Regions from separate parts of the Mus musculus genome. Here region 2 is linked to region 1. The links are chromatin loops, found by intact Hi-C in ENCODE. Cell type or tissue: heart. All regions are shown on one strand.

What was found. Peaks named below come from ENCODE experiments on the same cell type or tissue, not always from the same donor. Only the 100,000 strongest peaks of a DNase experiment are listed, where the experiment ranks them.
Region 2: it touches region 1 in a loop (2.0-fold over the local background); 11 of 42 quality-filtered maps call a loop at or near these places.

The regions. Positions count from the first base shown.
Region 1 is chr11:59,180,840-59,188,839 of GRCm38, reverse strand. It overlaps Gjc2 (gap junction protein, gamma 2), which reads left to right and starts at 6,014. Exons shown (of 2, transcript NM_175452.4): 1 at 6,014-6,094. Guk1 (guanylate kinase 1) reads left to right here. Exons shown (of 8, transcript NM_008193.3): 2 at 1,953-2,066; 3 at 2,399-2,440; 4 at 2,802-2,898; 5 at 3,508-3,646; 6 at 3,727-3,811; 7 at 4,319-4,404; 8 at 4,653-4,985. The coding sequence ends at 4,688. In heart, a CTCF peak has its summit at 4,822 (motif pointing right); DNase peaks (open chromatin) are centred at 3,159, 4,799, 5,739, 5,869 and 1 weaker place; H3K27ac peaks cover 1,662 bases.
Region 2 is chr11:58,962,966-58,970,965 of GRCm38, reverse strand. Trim17 (tripartite motif-containing 17) reads right to left here and starts at 7,185. Exons shown (of 7, transcript NM_031172.3): 1 at 7,097-7,185; 2 at 5,419-5,852; 3 at 4,097-4,192; 4 at 2,249-2,479; 5 at 517-539; 6 at 321-424. The coding sequence starts at 5,847. In heart, a CTCF peak has its summit at 3,434 (motif pointing left); DNase peaks (open chromatin) are centred at 2,215, 5,765 and 7,175; H3K4me3 peaks cover 510 bases; H3K27ac peaks cover 937 bases; H3K27me3 peaks cover 1,446 bases.

The DNA of each region.
Region 1 (8,000 bases):
CTATGTGGTGAGCCTCTCCGAGCCCCACGTGAGCACTGCCTTGAGCTCCTTTGACGCTCAAGGGAACCAACAGCTCCAGAAATGGCTGTTTGCAAAGTGCAGATGTAGAACCCATATTGGCAGCTGCAGGTCACAACCTGTGCCCTCACAGGGCATCTGAGGCTGTGCAGCACCTTGGGGCACTCTCTGCCTGAGTGCCTGATACAGACAGAGGGGAAGGAGCTTCGCAGGAGCTGGGCTGTGTGGTTTGCAGCGCACACCCTAAGGCCAGGCCACGGTGGAAGCAGCAGGGCTGGCTCGATGACTAGGGAAAGGGATGCCTATGCCAATGAGAAGTTGGTGTTGAGTTGGGTGGGCTGGAGCCCGGAAGGAAAGGGCATAGAGTGGTCAGTGTGATTGGCCGGTAAGCATTCTGGAGAAAGGCAGAAGGGAGCAGATTTATTGAGAGGCAGCACTGGTGATCCTTGGTAAATTTCCCTAGGTCCCTTTTCTGTCTTTTTGATAGGTGGTCTTATGTTCTTCTCAGGGACAAGTGCATGTGCGCATGTGTGCATCTTCATTGTACGTGTGTGGCATGCATGTGCATGCACGTGTACCCTACATACAGTACTTGTGTTTCTGTGGGATAGAATCTGATAGAATACCAGCAACACTGCTTTTGTAAGATTACTTCATGGCCTACATTGGGGATTAAGAACACAATTCCTCTCTAAGCTGGTGCCCTTCCTGTAGCCTGTGTCTTTAAGTCAAAGGTGCTTGGGTTGACAGACAGCAGCTCCCCAATACCCTCCCTGGTCTCCCTCTGCCTAGACCTCAGAAGAGAGCAGCAGCTCAGGTCTCTCAGTACTCAGTGCCGGGGTGGCTCTTCCTGGTCTCCCGGTGCACTCAGATGCTGACCTGGTTGTTTGAACAGGTGTAGGCGCAGATCTCGGGAGCAGGACAAATAACTGCCCCATCCTTCCTGCAGAGTGGGAGGACAGGGCTGATGTCACAGTGCAGGCAGGGCTGGTGCCCGAGGGATTTATTGCTCAGAAGGGCGGGGTATAGGCTTGGCAGAGATTAGTCCCCCTAGCCCTCAGTGCAGAGCAGCCATTGACTCTTCCCAGGCTACCATGGAGGCTGCAACACATCAAGTAGGTGGGTGCCATCCTGGGGAGTCAGGAGGGCCTTTATAGACGGGGTTCTTGACGTGTAACTGACCTGCTCAGACTCCTGGCTGGAGGACCACAGCTGACAGTGAGGTGGGGCTGTGTCTGCTCAGGCATGAGCCTGGAAGCAGGGGGATCAGCTGGTACTAAGGCGATGCCATCGGAACTTCAAGGAAGGAAGCGCAAGTCCCAGATAGCCTGATGGAGGAGGTTCCTGCTGGGCTTTCATACCTACAGCGGGTGCTCCTCCCTGGCAGCCCGGACCCATGGCCCACCCTGAGCTGCACTCACGTTGCCCTTGGGAGGCTAGGGGGTGCTCGTCCAACTCTTGTCAGCAGATTGTCCTTCCTAAACAAGTCAGAGATGGTTGCGTGTCTAGTGGGAAGTTTCCCAAATTGGCTTGGGTTGAACAGACTTGAGGATGTCTGTAGGGACAGGGACATTCCTATTTCAGACTTGGGACACCTGTGGGCAGGCCATTTAAGGGAGTCAAAGCTCAGGCAGCAGTGTGAAGTCAGATTCTGAAGGGCAGCCTCTATGGGGTGGGGCCAGTGTGCTGCATTGTCTGGTTCCGGGTCACTTGGCCTGTGGACATCCTGCTGGGTGTGGGTGAGGCTGGATATTGGAATCCTGTCAGCCTTCCTGCTGCCTGTGTTTGCCATCTTGCCAGTTGACTGGTGTTGTGAGGAGAGTTCACAGTATATAAGGATGTTGGCCTTCACGTCACTGTCTCCTATGGAACAGAATGCCAGGGCACCGGTGAAGGTAACCCCACTCATGTCTATGATATCCCTCCACCCACAGGCATGGCAGGACCTAGGCCAGTAGTGCTGAGCGGGCCGTCAGGGGCAGGGAAGAGCACTCTGCTCAAGAAGCTGTTCCAGGAGCACAGCAGCATCTTCGGCTTCAGCGTGTCTCGTGAGTGCCTCCAGACCTTGAAGGGCGAGGAGCTCAGAGGCTGTCCCAGCACAGGACTGTTCCTAGAGTCCCCAGATGCACACACCTGATCTAGCAGATGCTCTCCTCACCTTCCTCATCCCCATTACCCTCTCCCTTCCCAGGCCTCCATCTAGAGTAAGCATCTTGGCCCCAGTGACCTCTTGAGATCTGGTCTGGGCTGCCCACTGGCTGTGAGCACCACCCGTTGTTACATAACCAGAGGACGGAGCAGGCCGTCAAGGGAAGACCTGGGTAGGGGGAGGTTTGTAGATCCCTTCAGTGTGTGATAATTTTGTTTGTTTTTTTCCTAGATACTACAAGGAACCCACGACCTGGTGAAGAAGATGGCAAAGGTGAGCCGGCCTGCTAATTCAGGGGTTTTGGGCACCAGCTAATGAGTGTTGGGGTGGGGGTAGGGGGAAGGGGTAAGGTTGCTTTGTGCCTTGGCTGTAACAGCTTCATCCCCAGCAGGAGAATCTCTCTTGCTGTTGGGTTCACAGCTTGATTAGAGTCTGCATCATAGTGAAGGCTGAACCTTCTTCCTGCCTGGTGTATGGAACCTGGCCATTTCCAATCCTTCAGCAAAGACAATGGGGACAGTGGTATCTGTTCCAGCCTAGATCTGGCCATAGCAGTCCTGTGTAGGGTGGAGAGGGGCCAGGCCAGGCAGGGATGGGTTTTGGGTACCTTCTGGAAAGCTCTCTTCTTCTCCAGATTACTACTTTGTGACCAGGGAGATGATGCAGCGTGATATTGCAGCAGGGGACTTCATTGAGCATGCTGAGTTCTCAGGGAACCTGTACGGGACAAGGTGGGCTGAGTTTGGTGTGGGCCCAGCTTCATGGATCAGGGTAATTCCAGAACTGTTAACAAAAGAAAGCACTCTAGCATGTCACCTCTGACCTCACAGTGCCCTCCCAGTCTCCCGCCTAGGGCTGGGATGGCTTGCTAACCCCCTAGTCTCTGAGCATAGCTGATAGGCTCCAGGGAACAAGCAGGCCCAGTCATGCCCCAGGCTCATCTGTCCTCAAGCCATCTGGCGAGGCAAAGAGCCACATGAGGCACCTCACGTGGAGAGGTAGGCAGTGCCAGGCAGCCCAGGCCCAAACCTTTTTGGCTTTCGGCTACAGGACAGGTACAAAGGGCTGTGATGTCAGAGGGCCTGACAGGGTTGACTATATGCTTGGAAGTTCTGGAAAGTACAGAAGGTGCTGGGTTCACGAGAGCCTCTGCACTACCCAGGCCAGGCCCAGAATGGGCCTTGGGGTGGAAAGGGCCGAGTTTCTCTGAAGCTCTCGAAAGCCTTAAGAAGCTAACAAGGTTTAGCAGTCATTGCATGTATTTCCTGTGGGCTTAAGGGCCAGGTCTTCTCTTGTATCCACTGAACATCTATCTGCTCACTGCCCTTCCCTGCTCCCAGCAAGGAAGCTGTTCGGGCTGTGCAGGCCATGAACCGCATCTGCGTGCTAGATGTCGACCTACAAGGTGTGCGCAGCATCAAGAAGACTGATCTGTGTCCCATCTACATCTTTGTGCAGCCTCCCTCGCTGGACGTGCTGGTGGGTACTTGGTGTGGGAAACCTGCAGGGCAGGTCCTGAGACCTGCAGAATACTGACCTGACAAGGACCTGTATTTCAGGAGCAACGACTGCGACTGCGCAACACTGAGACTGAGGAGAGTCTGGCAAAGCGGCTGGCAGCTGCACGGACAGACATGGAGAGCAGTGAGTGCAGTCAGACCGTTCGTACCTTCTGAGCACGTGGCCAGCCCATCCACCAGAAATTGGGGAGGACCAAGGGTAAAGATGGAGGGGTCGAGACTGCTGTCTGCAGAGCCTTTGAGAGGCCACACTTGTTTACTGACTTAAGTGTTGTAGGTCTCTTTTTGTAGCTATGCTCTTGCTTCTGGGTCTGAGCTTGGTCCACATTCAGACACTGTCATTGAGACCGTTTGCTGTTTCCTTATGTGGCAGTCCATCCCAGGCAGAGCTGGTTCTGAGAGGCCTGGGCAGGGGCAGTGGTCCACACTCCAGAAGTCAGGACTTGATGGGAGCAGCCCCCAGCTGAGGTTCTCTAGAAGAGGGGAAGCAAGAGTACTGTCCAGCCCTGGCCATCCTACCACAGTGACGGCAACAGTAGCCATAGCCAGATAGCAGGTTGTTAACAGTGGGGCAAGCCCAGCAGGGGCCGAAGTCCCAGTGTTCCTGAATCTGTCTCTTGCCTCACCCCAGGCAAGGAGCCTGGCTTGTTTGACCTGGTGATCATCAATGACGACCTGGATAAAGCCTATGCAACCCTGAAGCAGGCGCTCTCTGAGGTAGGCCCTTCCCATCTACCCTGTCTTGGGGAAGTCCCCTGCACAAGCCATCCTGTGAACGCAGCAAACCCTGTGTTGCCGGGGCTCACACCCTGCTGTGTTGTAAGCAGCCCTGGCTTTGCCAGTTGCCAGAATGGTCAAGTACAGGTGCAAAGCCGGAGTCCCTGGGAACCCAGGGAGGATATGAGCCCTAGCCCTCCCTGGTTCCCTGCCTCTCCTGACTTTCTGTTTCCCTTCTTCCTTGGCAGGAAATCAAGAAAGCACAGGGAACTGGCCACGCCTGAAGGCCTGCTTCATTCCACAGAGTGATGTCTGTGGTCTAAATTTGCCTGGAGGTGGGGGAAACTTTGCCAGGGCACCAAGGACTTGTAGTAGACTTCCACTGTGGAGTAGAAGGAGCTACCCTTTGTCTGACCACAAGGTGGCTCTGCACCGTGGGCTGACTCACTGGCTGAATGACTCCAAAGAGTACCCATATCTAATCTCCCTGGACTATTTGTGTTCCTTTCCTTGTTCCTTCTGCTGGAGCGGGACTGACCTCTTAATAAAGTAATTACTGAATTATAGTGTCACAGCCCTCCATACTGGGCTTATGGCCTCTGGCTTTCTGCCCCTCCATGGTCAGCCCAGATGAAGGCTGCTAAGGGGGCTCTGCATAGGTGTCTAGTGGCCCTTGTCCCTGCCCGCATCCAGGGTCCACTAGTCATCAGAATGCTGGCTAGGGTTGCTCGTGTTCACTTCTTCCCCTGGGAGTCAGGCAACTGGGACAATCAGTATGGGCTGGAATCGTCTCAGCCCTAGACAACCTAGTGCTGCTGTCTCTTTGAGGTATTTCTGAGCCATTTGGGGACTCAGAGGGACAGATACCACTTGCCAGGAACAAAAGTGCCCAGCTGCAGGGGAAGAGCTAAGGTCATAATGCTGGCCCTGGAGCTGTGGGTGCTGTGTGTTCTTGGCCTTGGGTATAGGCAGCCAACCCAAGGAAGGGCAGGTGAGCCCTGTGAGGGCTGCAGGCAGGCAGAGTCCTGGGCCTTCTGTAAAGATCGCAAATTTTGAGCTCTAGAGGTTGTAGCAGGGTGCAGCATTCCTGAGGGAGATGTCCCTCCCCTCCTGTCCACGATGAGACATTCTGAGTGTCTGGTCCTGCTGTCCTCCCTCTTCCTCTGGGCTCCCAGCCCAGGCTGCTGGCTCCGCCCAAGAGAGCAATCCCAGCAGGGAGGGCAGTGGTTGTTGCCAGCTACCCCCACCCGGTGGTCAGCCACAGCTCTGCCTTGTGCATCTCCAGGTGAGGCTGCTCCTGGGGCAGACTTGGGGGTATTAACTGGATGTGGGTGTGAAGAGGGCAGGCAGGTACCCAGGCAGAAGTAGCCAGAGAGACTGGGAAGTCCTGGGCTGCCTCCAAAACTGCAGATGTTTCTCTAGAAGGGTGAGCCAGAACTGCCTGGACTTCAAGTGGAGGCTGGGGAGACCAGCAGGCCTGTCTAGATCCCTGCTGCTCCACCCCCAGGGACAATCATGGATTCAGACCCTAGGGGGAACAATGGAGCCCTTGAGGGCCCCTCCTCCATCCCCCATTGTGCTTGGTGGCGAGAGGTGGCCCTAGCCCCACAGTATGCCCTTAGAGAGGATCAGCATCCAGCCGGCAGGTGGAGGGGCTCAGCCGAAGGTTTGCATTTCCAGCCTGGAGAAGGTAGGGAGGGTACTGCTGGGGCTGCAGCCTGGCTGGGCCTTGACTGGTCTGTACTCCTTACTGCTAAGGTGGAGGTTCCCAGGTTCCTGCATCCCCTCTCAGGCTCTGTGGGGTGTGTCACAGCTGGTGCCAGATGCCACCCTGGAAGACTCACTGAGTCTCTGGCCAGATCTTGTCTTGCTGTATTAAGGGACCCTCAGGGTGTCCTTTAGCTTGGCTTCAGCTGGCTTTGTGGCTCTTTTGGGGTAACTAAACCCATGGTAGAGGGAGATGGGAACAAACCGGAGAGCCTAGGGTATTTTCAGTACCTCCCCCAGCAGCTGAGACCCTTCAGGCCATCTTAAGATGGGCCAGTCCACCCCAGCCAGTTGTAGTGTGTCCCAGGGATCAGTATGGGCACCAGGCCCAGTCTACTCAAACTGAAGAAACTTCATTATCCACTTGCCTGCTACCAAGCAGACCCTCTCAGCAGCTGGACCTACACAACCGCTGCTGTGTTAGTGTGGCGCGGTAGCCAGCACAGAAGTCTTTGGGATGCCACAGCAGTTCACTCTAAGTGCTTCCTTCCCACCTACCTTCTGTGTCTAGGGACTGCAGAGAGGGAGATATGAGGATGGGCAGCCAAAAGGGGAGATACAGGGTCCAAGGACGGGGAGGTTGGAGAAGATCCGTTTTGGAGGGCCTGCTGGCTGGAGTTGGCTCTGTATGGGACAGTGTGGACCCAGCTGGGAAGTGATTTCTAGAAATGGGGAGGGGAACCTGGCTCAGCTGTGGAGGGGCTGGCAGGACTGGAGAGACAAGGACCAGGGTGAGTATGGGCTTTCTACAAGGAATTGGGCACACGTGTGTACTCTGGGCAATGCCAAAGGAAGGCATGGAGAGTGGGAGGGGGTTGCCTACTCAGGCTAGTGCCTCCGTTTTTGGAATGCAGTTTAGCTGAAGTCTCAACCTGTAGGAGTTGTCTAGACTTAGGGTTGTGACTCTTACACCAGGTAGGTGCAGGCTAGCCCATCTGTTTTTCTGGTCCCCACAGTCTGAAGTTGAAGTTTTGCCTTCTTGAACTTCCAGGAATGTGACTTGGGTGCTGGTGAAGAAGGCCTCACAGGTCAAAGCGGGAGGTTGGTAGTTTCTGCTGGGTGCCATAACTCTGTGGTAGAGTCCTACATCTTCAACATGTTTAAATTTACAACAGAGGAGATAACAGTACAGAAAAGATCCCAGAGGACCTCATTTCCCATTCCATACTGGCATGAAACACATCACCATAATAAACTCTAGTGCTGCCTCTGTTAGTGAAAAGCCGCAGTCTGTGTGTTTCCTACATTCCCTTGCCCCTCCTGATACCACAGCACCTCTTAGTCTCCTTGTTTTAGCTGCCCATGGCTACTAAAATACTACTCGGGTATTTTTCAGGGTGCCCTCTTGGAAACTGGCCTGTGTTTTCTCTTGCTTTGTTGGGGTTATGGGTTTCAGAAAGAATACTATGGGGGTGATGAGCCTGTCTATATAGGTGCTATCAACAGCCATAATGGTGAATCATAGGGCTCAGGTGTCACGGCAAAGGTACAAGTCCCCATTTCATGCTGTCCTCTGATATGTTGCTTCCCACATGTGGCTGCTGGAGTGGGTGTGTGCTCCTCTTAACTGTGTGTCCCATCTCAGAGTTCCTCTGCACAGAGATGGGATGGTTCTCCAGTCATCAGCCTGGTTATTCATGGGTGCAGTTGTTATCTGGGGTATCTGTAACCAAAGCTGCAGTCTGTGATTCTACTTTCCTTAGTCTACTGGTTAAATTGTTACAGTGTCAGTGTAAGCAATCCACCTATCAGTGTGTGTGAGTATGTAAGCACGTTCTTCCTCTCTGAGCTTTCTCCACACTCTTGTTTCCCTCCTTAGCCTTCTGATC
Region 2 (8,000 bases), 220 kb after region 1:
CCTCAAGATGGGCGGGGTGTGACAGACACAGTGGCTAAATGGCTCTTTTCCATATCCACCCAAAAGCCTCCCCTCCACCAGTTCCAACCGGTTGGGGTTACCCAAGGGTTCTACACTACAAATCCCCGTGGATATTGATGATGGTGAGTCACCAGGGCTAAATGGGGGCAAACTTATTTCAGCAGTCAGGCTTAGAAAGATGGTGAGTACAGTTTGAGACACTAATTTCTAGTTGGAAGCGCTGGTCCTGTGTGGCATCCGGGTAAGGCAGAGCAGTGCCCAGACAACTGGGGTCCTTGGAGACCCGGGTCTCCACTTACCTTGGAAGCTTTTGAGCACCTCTATCTGTCCTGGAACTCTGCACAAGGTCTTGATAGCCGCGGGGAGGACCACCTCTGGGTACTGCACGCTGAAGCTCTCCTTCCTCCAGGGAATACAGACTCATGTCCCCTCTGCCTCTCCGTGTGCTCTGCCCTCCCCCACGTCCCCCACTACCTCTATTGAGGGTGACAGTACCTGTTCAAGGTGTCCTTCACATCCTGTAAGCAACAGAGAGGAGAGTTCAGAGCTGGTCCTGCTTGTTGGTGTCAAAGCTACCTCTGTTGCCCGCTACTTTGGGACATGTCCTCAGCTGGACAGTCCCTTGTCAGATAACAACTTTGTACTCTTCCTGGAAGCTTCCCTTTCACTCCTGCTTGGCAGACCCTAAGCATTTCCCTCAGTCCACGGTCGCAAGCCTGAGGTCTGGTCAGCGGAGAGGAGGCCAAGTCCTGGGAACCATGATCAGCACTTAAGGTAGTGGAGACAGAGGGCAGAACCCCTGCTAAGCAAGCACTATCACTGAGCCACACCACCCTGCTCTTTCCCCACGCCTCCTCCCTAGAATCCAGTAAACCCCGAGTCAGAAGTCCTTCACATACCGTGCTTTTGTGTATGTGTGTGTGTTGTGATACTGTTTATGCGTCTGGCACAGAGAATGCTAACACAATAGAACAGAGCCATCTCTAACAGTGAACCATGGCGAGCTTGTGCTCACAAATCATTAAGCAACCTTGGCCCTTGAGTCTCACAGAGCTTCACTTAAAGGAGGCTGGGCCCCTCCCTGCTAAGCAAGCACTCTACTGCTGGCTGATCAAGCGTCTCTGAGGCAACAGAACTCGGCTAGCCTCACTGCTCCTGTGAATGTTCCTCATGCACACCTGCAGAGCACCTCACAGTAGCTTTGATAGCCAAGACAGTCACTGCTGATAACACGAAGCATAGAGATATTGAACAAAGGGATGCCTCCCTCCCAGCCCAGGTGGATTTTATCATATTCCTCAGAATAGCATGCAGTTTAAAACTTGATGACTGTTTACGTCTGGATTTTCTCCTTTGATATTTTCAGGTTGAGCAAAAATGAAGCCATCTGGGGATTAAGCTGTGGATAAGGAGGGAGCAGTTTCCTCCTCTGCAGACCTCTGGTAGCTGCTGATGCAGTTAGGGTGTCAGGGAGCACAGTGGGCGTGGATGGCGGAGGGGCTGGGGGTGACAGCCTAGGGTCCCTGGAGATTTTCTAGAAGCCAGAATCTACAGAAGCACCCCTGGCCTAGAAAACTACAATGGCCCACCTGCCTTGGCTAGCTATGTTAGGTTCCCAGCAACATCAGGTTGGAGTTTAATTCCTAGTGTCACGGTATTGAGCAGAGTGTGGGAGGGCCCTTAAGAGTTAATTAGGCCACAGGTCCTCCATGGTGAACGGAGACGAGAAAGGGTGTTGAAGTCAGTCTACCCTTGTTCACTCTGGCAGGTGTTGGCGGGCTGTTACGTCATGTCATGTCATGAGCAGAAGTGGAGCCGTGGGCGGTAGCATGCTCTTGGACTTCCAGAACCCTGGGCCAAAACCGCTTTTTAAGAAAGTATTTGTTGTCTCTCCCTTTGTGTGTGTGTGTGTGTGTGTGTGTGTGTGTGTGTGTGTGTGTGTGTATACTGTGGACAATGTGGACTGTTTGCTGTGAGGCACCGTGTAGCGCTGGGACAAGACAGGCTAGTGACCTTCAAATATCAGCCCAGCCTCATCCTTTCTGTCAGGCTGTGTTTGTTTTGCAAGCCCCTGGGCTGAGTGCACATCTTCAGGCCACACCCCTCCTCGTGGTGTACCCATGGGTGCACGTGTTCAGGCCACACCCCACCTCCTGGTGTACCCACGGGTTTGTGGCAACACAGAAAATCCCAAAGACAGGAGCGCCTCAGCAACCTCTGGCCTCACCTGCAGCATCTGGAGGGGCTCCTGCTGGCTCCGCTCCTCCAGCTGCAACAGGATCAGGTCCAGGGAGCGGCTTTGGTGGTCCAGGGAGGCCTTGCTGTCCTGCAGCTTCCCTAAGGTGTCCTCTTCCTCCTTCTTCAGGACCTGGAGGATCCTCCGTTCTTCTTCCACCAGAAACAAGACCACCTTCTGAAACTCCTCCAGGATGCGTTCTCTCCGCTCTTTCACTCTCTCCTGTCGAAATGGAATGGGGGAACCCCAAACTGGCTATGAGATGGATTCAGAAAGGAGGGATTTCCTTCAGGGTTGCCACACAGCAATTCTGGGACAACCGGTGACCTAGAATTCTTAGGAAAAGTTGGGGAAGCCAGACTTTTGACCAAGACTCTCCACACCATCCCTATTGCACCCTAACAGGCCTTGAGTAATAACACCCATACATTCAAATGTCCATGTGTCCTGGTGTCAGTGGGCTTAGAACATGCAACCTCAAAGAAAGACACAGGCATGATTCATAAAAAAGGACGGGGGACTCCTAATGACCAGGCTAAAATGATTTTGGAGTTACCCATGTCCCTAAAGCTGTTGTTCAAAAATAGTAAGAAATCAAGAGTTTCAAAGACAGCAGACAAACTTCTTAAATACCTGCCCCCCTCATGTTTTATGCACTTGTTTATCTTTCCTTCCTTCCCTCTGAGAGAGGCTTTTCCCACATAGCTCTGGGTATTCTGGGACTGGTTACATAGTTCAGGTTGACTCTGGACTAACAGGCCTTGCTTTTGCCTCCTTGAGTTCTGGGATTCCAAATAAGCACCAGCAAAGCCGCATCCCCCAGACCCGAGCAGGCCGTTTCCTGTGAAGAGGAAGAAGTCAGCCTTTGCCCAACCTAAGATTACCTAAGATAATCTATGGTTAACAAACTAATGTCTTCCTGATCCCACTTTACAAGGGAGATAACTTTGAAATGAAAGGACCACCTGCAGCCTTTCTCAGTTTTTTAAATCAAAGATACAGCCCACATCTATGTTATGGAACAGGCTTCTAGAATGAAGAAATAGAGCTATTTAAGATCTAAATAACAAGATTCTTTTAAAAGGGGGCTGGAGAGATGGCTTAGGGCACCTAGACATTCACCTCACATCCTTCCTAAGCCATAGTTCCAGGTGATCTGATGCCCTCTTCTGGCCTTGCTGGACATTGCATACACATTATTCATATATACATGCAGGCAAATACCAATACACATAAAATGAGGATAATTTTATTTATTTTTTTTATTATACATAAGTATACTATAGCTGACTTCAGACACATCAAAAGAGGGCATCAGATCACCTGATGTATCTAGTGTTAAAGCACTCTTTACGGGTGGTTGTGAGCCACCATGTGGTTGCTGGGATTTGAACTCAGGACCTTTGGAAGAGCAGTCAGTGCTCTTACCTGCTGAGTCATCTTACCAACCCGAGGATAATTTTTAAAAACAATTGTTTGAACCATCCAGGTGCAGTAGTGCTTGCCAGTACACATAGCTATTGGGGAGGCTGAGGCAGGAGGATTACTTAAGCCTATGAGTTCAAGGCTAACCTGAATTTATGAGCACCCGTCAAAAAAATTTTTTAATGTGTTGTTATTTTGTTCTCTGGCAGACTTCAGGTGTTCTAGCAGGCTTCACCTGAGGCTCACTTTAAAAATCCTGCTCACCTGTTGTGTTGGCTCAATTTGTAGGTCAGGCACCGAACCTGCAGAGTACAGGAACCCTTTTCCTCCTTGAAGCCCTGAAAGGCACTTTCCTGTCACAGATGAGGATAGGTATAGGCACACAGGGTGGAACAGCAGCCATTGGGCACCTACCTGCCACTCAGTTAAGGTCTGTTCCTCCTTGGCTTGCAGTGTCTCCGTCTTCATCATCTCCTCCCGTAGATATTTTATGTCCTCCTCCAACTTGAGCTGGACACACAAACAGGCCTCCGGTCAGCAGACCCCACCTCTGCCCACATCTGGAGTGCAGTCTCTGCAGCTGTACTGACGACCCCAGAGATCCTCCTACAGACAGGGTGGTCTAGCTTCCCATTCCAGCGGCCAGGAAATGAGCCTCTCTTGACCTGGGCTTTGGAGGTTAGCTCCTGGTGATGTATGTACACTGTGTTGGTAAACTGTCTATGCGGCTTGAGCTCACTGAGAAGCTGGCTCTGGAAGCAGGGTTAGCCCCACCCCCACCCACTCACATCTATTTTACACCCAGGCATGTTTGTCGAAAGTGCCCTTGAAAGCCCCTTGTCCTGAGATTGGCTTCTCCCCTAACTCTGATGTAACAGGTCGGAGTAAAAAACAAACAGCAAAATAGCCCAAGAGTAAAAATGTTGTGTGCTTAGAAACAACTATAAGACAAGCCACTCCCGGGGCTGGTGAGATAGCTCAGTGGGTTGAGAGCACCAACTGCTCTTCCAAAGGTCCTGAGTTCAGATCCCAGCAACCACGTGGTGGCTCACAACCATCCATAACGAGATCTCTCTTTTCTGGAGTGTCTGAAGACAGCTACAGTGTACTTACATATAATAAATAAATAAATAAATTTTAAAAAAGACAAGCCACTCCCAACAGAGGTAACTATTGTTTATCCTGTGATGTAAAAATGTATCTAGTGTTAAAGAGAAGCCAGAATTTCAGTCATCAGAAGCACATTGAGAGAGAGAGAGAGAGAGAGCTCAGTTAGCCAAGCCAAGCCAAACCAAACCAAAAAGCCTCTGCAGCTGACTGCCTCAACTTGCCTAGTCAATTCTGCTGACCCTTATTCGATGATGTTGCCTTTTCTCTCTTGATCAGGCTCCTCCCTCAATTGTTTCTGCTGGACTTCGTAAACTCATTTGATTACACTTTGCCATCTATGTACTGACTATCTGCTACTCACTATGTGTTCTTACCTTTGCCTGCCACTCGTTAGTTAATAAACGTGGCTACTGTAGACCATCCCTGGGAACATGTGGATGAGTCACACACCTATTTTGTTCTGGAGGCAAAGGATACTTCCTCCTGTTGTGGCTGTCTCTAGACGGTCCCCCCCCCCCTCTGTTAGTGCCAGTGCTCTTATTATGAAATGAAGGTTTACATTGAGGCCAACTTGCCTGAACTTCCACTCCCCCTCCTGGACTTGCAACCCCTGACCCTGCGTTCACCTTATACTCCCTTGCAGCCTCATCCAGAGGCAGCACCCTGTGCATCCGGTGCTCCTGGGCCTCCCTGCAGACCACACAAATGGGGCTCTGGTCATCCTGGCAGAACAGCTTAAGGGGTTCTTGGTGTGCTTGGCACAGGTCTCGCTTCTGCAGCCCAGGGTGCTGGCGGGCCATCTCAGCCACTTTTGTCAGGAGGCGGTTGGGCCTCAGGTTCCTCTGAGGGGACATCTCCCTGCACTCGGGGCAGGGGAAGGAGCCCTTCTGCTTCTTCTTCCCTTTCTTGACCTTCCCCTTCTCCCAGCTCATCTGGATGCACTCTCTGCAGAAGTTGTGGCCACAGGCAGTCATCACAGGATCAGTAAAGTAGTCAAGGCAGATGGAACATGTGGCCTCCTCTTGTAACCGTCTGGCAAGCTCCACCGCATCCATGGCTCCTGGGGAGAAACAAGGGGAGCGCTTCCACTGTAAGCCCTTGGCGAGCAGGATCCCAGAATGGCGCCTTGCTCAACTCCCCTGGGGCCCCTGTACAGCATAGCACAAGTGCCTCCTCTGCTGATCCACAGATGGGAACAAAAGCTGCTGTCCAAATGTGGAATACAAAGGCACTGACCAAATGCTAGCCAGACCCCTGAACCTCAGTTGCTAAGCTTGGGCTTGGCGTCTGGGTCAGCTTAGTTACGAGCTCCCTCCTGGGCCTTTGGGGACTCCCAGCTGTTCTGCTGTGTTTGCTGTCAAGTAAGTCCTATGTCTGCCCTGGAGCCACATCTCTACCCAAAAGGCTGCAATAGTCAAGGGTCAGAACTATGTCTTTAACTCACCCCTGGTAAAACAAAGAAACTTAGAAAGGAATAGAAATCCTTTCAGTTAAGGTGCAATGCAGAAAAGATACAACAAAACACAGATACAGGGGTTCCATATAGACACATGGACACACCAGCACATTCATACGCAAGTACAGGGCCTGCATGTAGACATGCAGATACATATACAAGCTTGCACATGGGTAAAAATGTTTGTAACTACACATGCACACATCCACACAGAAAACGTGCAAGCCCACTTACACACCACAACAAACACAGGCATGTGAACATGGATGCACTCTGAAGGCACATACAGCATGCACACGTGCACAAGAACACACATGCATGCATCCCTCAAGTCCAAGTCCTGCTAACGCAGGCGGTGGAGACCCTGAACTGCCCCTAATTCTGCTTCCCAAGGTCCTTTTTGAGAATTTGGGAATGAGGTCGACTCTCAGTGCTCCCCATCTTGTTCTCTCCTCTGAATCCTGAAAGCCAAGCATCTTCGGATATTCCAGAGTGGCTGCCATGTTAATTTCATCTGAACTTTCTATGAGCAGAGCACAGGGCATTACCTTCTCCCGACCCAATCTCAAGAGTCTCACCACCTAGTCAGAACCACCTAGTCTGACCTAGTCTGACCACCTAGTCAGAACCAGGGCCAAAGGGCCCTGGCTTCCCTAGAGCAGAGACAGACATCAGGGTTCTTGGGTCATCTAAGGTCAATGAGGGCTCATCCAGGAGACCCACGTAATCAGAGTGGTCCACGGTTTGAAGCTTATGGTTTGACTTTGGTGGGGACAGGAGAAGGAACCCCCTAGTCTCGACCCAGACAGTGAGTGAGCGAGCGAATTCTCTGGACGGTGGTTACTCACAAGGAAGGAGCCTTGCACTGCGCCAGGTGCCAGGGGCAAGTGCGCCGCATGGGGGAAAGGCTGGGTTTGTGCTACAGCACTAGGGAAGACCAGGAGCTGGGGCAGAGGGCCATTGTGGCGTCAACTCACGCAGGCAGGTTGCTTGGCAGAGATGCCGCGGGGGCGGGGCTGAGGCTGCTACACCGAAGGGAGGAGGCGGGGGCTTCGTTGCTTAGGGTGGAGCCAGGGAGAAGGGGGCGGTGACAGAAATATGGCTTCGCTAGACCATATTTGTGGGACCAATAAATAGATCAATAGGGCAAAGAGATTAGGTGGAGACTCAGGTGGGGAATGCAGGGAAAATGTGGTCGGGTTTGCATGGATTGAGGCTAGGAAAATGAAAAGGGGGCAATTTAGAAATTAGCAACTCAAAGTTGGGAGGTGGTGATCCCTGCCTTTAATTTCAGCACTCGGGAGGCGGAGGCAGAGGCAGGCTCATCTCTGAATTTGAGGCCAGAGGGAGTTCCAGGACAGCCAAGGCTACACAAACAGTCTTTAGACTCACCCACCCCCCCATCCTGCCCCCCTCTACCTCCCCTCTGCCTCCTTGCCCTCCCCTGCTCCCCCATCCCTGGGCTTGGAGACATAATGGGCTTCAAAACTCTTCAGTTGCATACTTATATTATATGCACACCCTAGGAGTAATTTATGTATTTAACATTGGCATTAATGAGTGATTCCACTACAAAGGAGAGGTAAAGTTTTCTGTGTTAACCTCACAGGCTTATTCAGGCTATTCCCCTCAGCCCTCCACTAATGCAGTTCAGTTAACCATCTCGGGTTCCTCCCAGTTTGATTTCTGATCAAGCCGGTTAGTCTCCATGCCGGTCATCTCTGAACACCACCCTTTTTGTATGGCTCAGAA